Linked DNA regions of Homo sapiens: region 2 is linked to region 1. A link is an interaction called in ENCODE POLR2A ChIA-PET data of the cell type or tissue named here. Cell type or tissue: MCF 10A. All regions are shown on one strand. Links, peaks and the distances in the headings refer to the core of each region. The heading gives the core; the rest is flanking DNA.

Region 1 (2,808 bases), core at 56-2,555:
GCTGCCATGAGCACTGAGAAAGGGTTTAGTGCATGTCGGCCAGAGGCTGCCCTTCCCTGCACCCAGTGCCACCCTCTTGCCTTCTGCCCCCACCTCCTGCAGGCTGAGCCCAAGTCCTGTCTGTGAGATCCTGTTTAGCCCAAACCCCACCCCTGGGCCGCCCTCAACCTCACTTCCCTGGACCTCCTCACTAGTCACCTGCTGCCTCTTCCCACTCCCTCCCCTCATCTGATCATGGTGCCCAGTGGTTACACCTTCCCATGGCTCCCACATCCTAGGAGATCCTGCCGGGGCTAAAGCTCCATGAGACGCCGGCTCTGCCCACCTCTCCAGCCCTCTTGATGTTTCTGCTCCTCACCCACCCCCATCTGGTCACATTCAAGATTGCACCCCCAGCCACACTGAACCACACAAACCTTCCATGAGAAAATCCCACATTTCCCTCCTCCAGGCCTTTGCCCAGCCTGTTCCCTCAGATTGCAATGCCCTTCTTCGGCCAGGTGTGGTGGCACAGGCCTGTAATCCCAGCACTCTGGGAGGGCAAGGCTGGAGGATTGTTTGAGCCCAGGAGTTTGAGACCAGCCTGAGAAACATAGTGAGACACTGTCTCTAAAAAGTAATAATAATTTTTTTAAAAAAGAAAGAAATGCTCTTCCTCTACATCTCCTGACATATCTGTCAAGGCCTCAAATGCCTCCCAGACCACTGGGAATCCAGGCCTCCTCCTCAGGGACTCCATCTGTAACTGAGGCACGGGCCACGCTGAACTGACATCAGCATAGGCTCAGCTCTCCCCATACTGTGGGCACCTCGAGGACAGAGCTTGTGTGTGACTCATCTCTGTCCTCAGCACCGATGTCAGGGCTGAGCCAAGGTGGCCTCAGGAGCCTCTGGGCTCCCTGCTCCTTCACCGACCCAGGCTCCTCAGCTGAAGGGTGTGTTGGGGGCAGGGGGTGGCATTTAGTCCATCACATGGAGAAGGCAACAGGCAGGGAGGGACGGGAACAATGCCAGGTCCTCTCTGTATGTGGAGGGAGTCACTTAACATGTCTGGGCCTAGATTTCTGCTTCTGCAAAATGGGGACGATAATGCCAGCCTGCCCGGGTCCCTGCGAGACTGTGGGACTGACTGAGAGCGCCTTTACTCCCTTCCCCAGGTCTCCTCGTGAATTATTTATGAATCTCCTCAGTGCCAGGTTTATGCTGGGAACTTCAGAGGAAAGAGAGATGACTAAGGTTTACAGGCTGTTTGGTTGTGAAATCATGTGACTTTACCCCTTTTCCTGCTTTTCCTGTTCATAAAACACTCATAAGTTAAGTTACTTCTGGGTGACACTCCTGTGATCCTTGAGGGTCAAAGGAAGGAAACCAAGGCTGCTCTACCACTCGCCAGCCAGGGGCACTCTCTGGATGCTCCCAGGCCTTTGCTAGGACTGCTTAATCTGCAGGCAGTGGCTTGTAGAGAGGAGCAGGCTGCCCAGAGTGGGGGCCAGAACCAGGTTTCAGAGTCCCTCAGACACAGGTTGGAGTCAGCTTTGCCAGCTACCAGCTGTGTGACCTGGCATGTCTCATGTCTCATAGCCTCTCTGAGCCTCAAGTTTTTCCCTGCGGAAGGAAAACCTTAACTCTTCTCCCCAATGGGTTTTTGCATGGCTTAAATAGAATACCCAGGCCAGGGGCCACTGCACCAAAGCTCGGTAAATATGAGTCCCTCCGTGTCCTGCGTCACTTCCCTGCATAAAGTCCTTCTCCTCGAGGAGGGGCTTCCCTGGCAGCACACAGACCCATCCCCCAGATAACACCCCCAGCCCCCAGGCCTCTCCATCTCTCAAGTCCTTGTCTCTCTCTTCCTCTCCCACTGCAGGTCTGAGGCCCGGGACTCAGCACCACCTGCCCAGCCCCACCTGTGGAAACTTGTCTGGTGCTGGGCCCAGAAAGAGGGACAGCCCCACCCGGGCAGCTGGCAGAAATGTGGAATTTCTAGTCTGAGGCCCAAGGCCCCAACAGGCACCTGTGGCTAAGAATACTAGCCCCTCCCCAGCCTACCTCCTGGAAGCCCCCAACTCTAGTCTGAACTGGGAAATGAAGTACAGAGGTATGACAACCCTCAAACCTCAGGCACTCCAAGTTTAGCTTGTACCCAAGTTTGTATTTGCATATATATCATCTAGGCCGCTAGTCCCCTCATTCCTGAGCTGTCCTCTCACTCTGGGACATGTCTACTGGGGTCCCACCTTCTTGGGCCCAGACCGGCTGTCAGGATAGGGAGGGCACTGGAAGGCAGAGGCAGCCCCTTGGCCTCTCCAAGTCTCTTCCTCTTCGTGCTCACTGAAGCTCCCCCTACTCCACTTTCTGGTCCTTTCAGACCCCACTTCATTGTCTTCCTCTCCAGCCCAAGTTGCTTCTATGGACTCCCCATCCCCAGTCCGCTGTCCATCACCCTGCCTTCTTCCTTCTGGGACCTGCCTCAGCTCCTCCCACTCCAGCCAAGGTGAGTGTCTCCATCTCTCAGATACTCTAGACCCTCATTCACTACTGAGCCTTTGCACAGGCTGTTCCCTCTGCCTAGAAACGCCCTCCATCTGGCTGACTCCTTCTCATCCAGTCCATCTCAGTGTAAATGTCACTTTTTCCAGTAAGCCTTCCAGGGCAGCTTCACGGGTGTGTGGTCTATGCTGTTGCACAGGGCCTGTGCCTAAAAAGGGCCCATGTTTGGTTTAATTCTCTGCTGTCACTGTTTTTAAATTTTAATAATATTTGAACAAATGACCCTGAATTTCTATTTGGCAATGAGCCCCAGGGAATGAG
Region 2 (2,808 bases), core at 59-2,558, 59 kb before region 1:
AGATGGAGTCTTGCTGTGTTGCCCAGGCCTGTAGTACATTGGCACGATCTCCACTTACTGCAACCTCTGCCTCCCAGGTTCAAGCAGTTGTGCCTCAGCCTCCCGAGTAGCTGGGACTACAGGTGTATGCCACCATGCTTGGCTAATTTTTTTGTATTTTTAATTTTTTTTTGAGATGGAGTCTCGCTCTGTCACCCAGGTTGGAGTGCAGTGGCAGGATCTCGGCTCACTGCAAGCTCCATCCCCTGGGTTCAAACGATTCTCCTGTCTCAGCCGCCTCCCAAGTAGCTAGGATTACAGGCGTGTGCCACCACTCCCTGCTAATTTTTGTATTTTTAGTAGAGAGGGGATTTCACTATGTTGGCCAGGCAGGTCTCGAACTCCCAGACTCAAGTGATCTGCCCACCTCGTCCTCCCAAAATGCTGGGATTACAGGTATAAGCCACTGCACCCGGCCATTTTTTTGTATTTTTGTAAAGGCAGAGTTTCGCCACATTGGCCAGGCTGGTCTGGACTTCAGGTTGCCCTGGCCCCTTAAAGTGCTGGGATTACAGGCATGAGCACCCAGCCTAGTTCCTTTTTCAAATGAATAGCACATAAGTATATGCTGGCTCTTACTAACTTTACTCTGGGAGAAAAAAACATAGCTCCAATTTTCTTTTCATTATAGGCTCTTTCTTGAATAGAATACTTGCATAGAAAAGCAATAGCTTATACATTGGTGAGGGGAGTGTTTACATTGCCCCCAACATACTGTTTAATGCATAACATACATTATTTTATTTAATTATCACATAGTATCTGTAAAGAGGAACTATATTATTTTTAATACTATTAATATGCTATATAATATGTATATATATGTTTCTACTACTTATATATCATGCAATGTGTACATTATAGCTGACATAGAGACTCAGCAGTTTGTACTCTGGATAAGTTTGTTACATTTAATTTTTTATTTTTCTTTTTAGTGACAGGGTCTCACACTGTTGCCCATGCTTGAGTGCAGTGGCACAATCATAGCTCATTGCAGCCTCAAACTCTGGGCTCAAGCGATCCACCTGCCTCAGCCTCCTGAGTAGCTGGGACTAGAGGTGCATGCCACCACACCTGGCTAATTTTTGTCTTTTTGGCAGAGACAAGGTCTCACTCTTTTTCCCAGGCTGGCTTTGAATTCCTGGGCTTAAGCAATTCTACCTTGGCTTCCCAAAGTGTTGGGATTACAGGCGTGGGCGACTGCACCCAGCTGTGTTTCACTTTCTTGCTGGTGTTTTTGGAAGCACAAAAGTGATTAATCCTGATAAAAACCAGTTTGTCTATTTTTTTCTTTGGGGAGCTTTTGGTATGTTCAAGGAGGGGGTCAAACTTGATTCTTCTGCATGTGACTAGCCTGATGTTCCAGCACCATTTGTTGAAAATAGTTTTCTTTTCTCATTGAATTATCTTGGTATTCTTGCCAAAGATCAGTTGTCTATAAATATGAGAGTACATCTCTGGACTCTTCTGTTCCATTGGTCTATATGTCTGTCCTTAGGCTAGTACTGTACTGTAGCTTTATAAGTAAGGTTTGAAATCAGAAAGTGTGAGTCTTTTTTGTTGTTGTTGTTCTCCCTTTTCAGGATTGTTATGGCTATTCTTAGTCCCTTGTATTTCCATGTGAATTTTAGGATCAACTGTCAATTTCTGCAAATGAGCCAGCTAGAATTTTGATAGAGCTACATTTAATTTTTTTTAATGAACCCACATTGAAATATTCAACGATTGCCAAAACATTATCACCCCAAACCCACTGTTTATCTTAGAGTTCATTCTTGGTGTTGTACATGGATTTGCCATGTATAATGACATGCATCCACCATTATAGTATCATACGTGTAGTTTTACTGCTCTAAAAATTTTCCGTGTTCCATCTGTTCATCCCTCCCCCCAACACCTGACAACCACTGATGGTTCTATTGTCTCCATAGTTTTGCCATTTGCAGAATGTTGCATATTTGGAATCATACAGTATGTAGCCTTTTCAGATTGGCTTCTTTCATGTAGTAATATGTATTTAAAGTTCCTCCATGTTTTTCATGGCTTGATAGCTCATTTATTTTTTAGTGCTGAATAACATTCCATTTGCATTGATATACTGTAGTTTATCTATTTACCTATCGAAGGACACCATAGTTACTTCCACATTTCGATAGTCATGAATAAAGCTCCTGTAAACATTTGTTTCTGGGTTTTGGTTGGATGTATTTTTCAACTCCTTTGGGTAAATACCAAAGGGTGCAATTGCTGGATCAAATGGTAATAATATGTTTAGTTGTGTGAGAATTATCAAACTGTCACCCTAAGCATACCATTTTTGTTGTTGTTGTTGTTGTTATTGTTTTTTGAGATGGAGTCTCGCTGTCACCCAGGCTGGAGTACAGTATGGCGTGATCTCAGCTCACCACAACCTCCACCTCCCTGGCTCAAGCGATTCTCGTGCCTTAGCCTCCCGAGTAGCTTGGATTACAGGCACGTGCCACCATGCCCAGCTAATTTTTGCATTTTTAGTAGAGACGGGGTTTCACCATGTTGGCCAGGCTGGTTTCAAACTCCTGACCTCAGGTGATCCTCCCGCCTTGGCTTTCCAAAGTGCTGGGATTACTGGCGTGAGCCACCGTGCCTGGTCGCAAAGCATACCATTTTGCATTCCCACCAGCAGTAAATGAGAGTTTCTGTTACCACACATCCTTGCCAGGACTTAATGTCAGTGTTTTGGATTTTCACCATTCTGATAGGTGTGTGTGGTATTTTTTGTTTTAATTTGCA

What was found. ChIA-PET counts read pairs that join two places held together with the same protein. Peaks named below come from ENCODE experiments on the same cell type or tissue, not always from the same donor. Only the 100,000 strongest peaks of a DNase experiment are listed, where the experiment ranks them.
Region 2: POLR2A ChIA-PET joins it to region 1 with 5 read pairs; 4 of 35 experiments call an interaction of 5 or more read pairs at or near these places.

Annotation. Positions count from the first base shown.
Region 1 is chr1:51,313,223-51,316,030 of GRCh38, forward strand. All of the region lies in intron 2 of TTC39A (tetratricopeptide repeat domain 39A), which reads right to left. Among named protein-coding and RNA genes, the nearest start is that of TTC39A-AS1, 15 kb to the right of the region's middle. RefSeq lists an enhancer at 1-550. In MCF 10A, for the core only: no CTCF peak of the experiment used is centred there; DNase peaks (open chromatin) are centred at 899 and 1,229.
Region 2 is chr1:51,254,306-51,257,113 of GRCh38, forward strand. All of the region lies in intron 1 of RNF11 (ring finger protein 11), which reads left to right. Among named protein-coding and RNA genes, the nearest start is that of RNF11, 19 kb to the left of the region's middle. In MCF 10A, for the core only: no CTCF peak of the experiment used is centred there; a DNase peak (open chromatin) is centred at 1,206.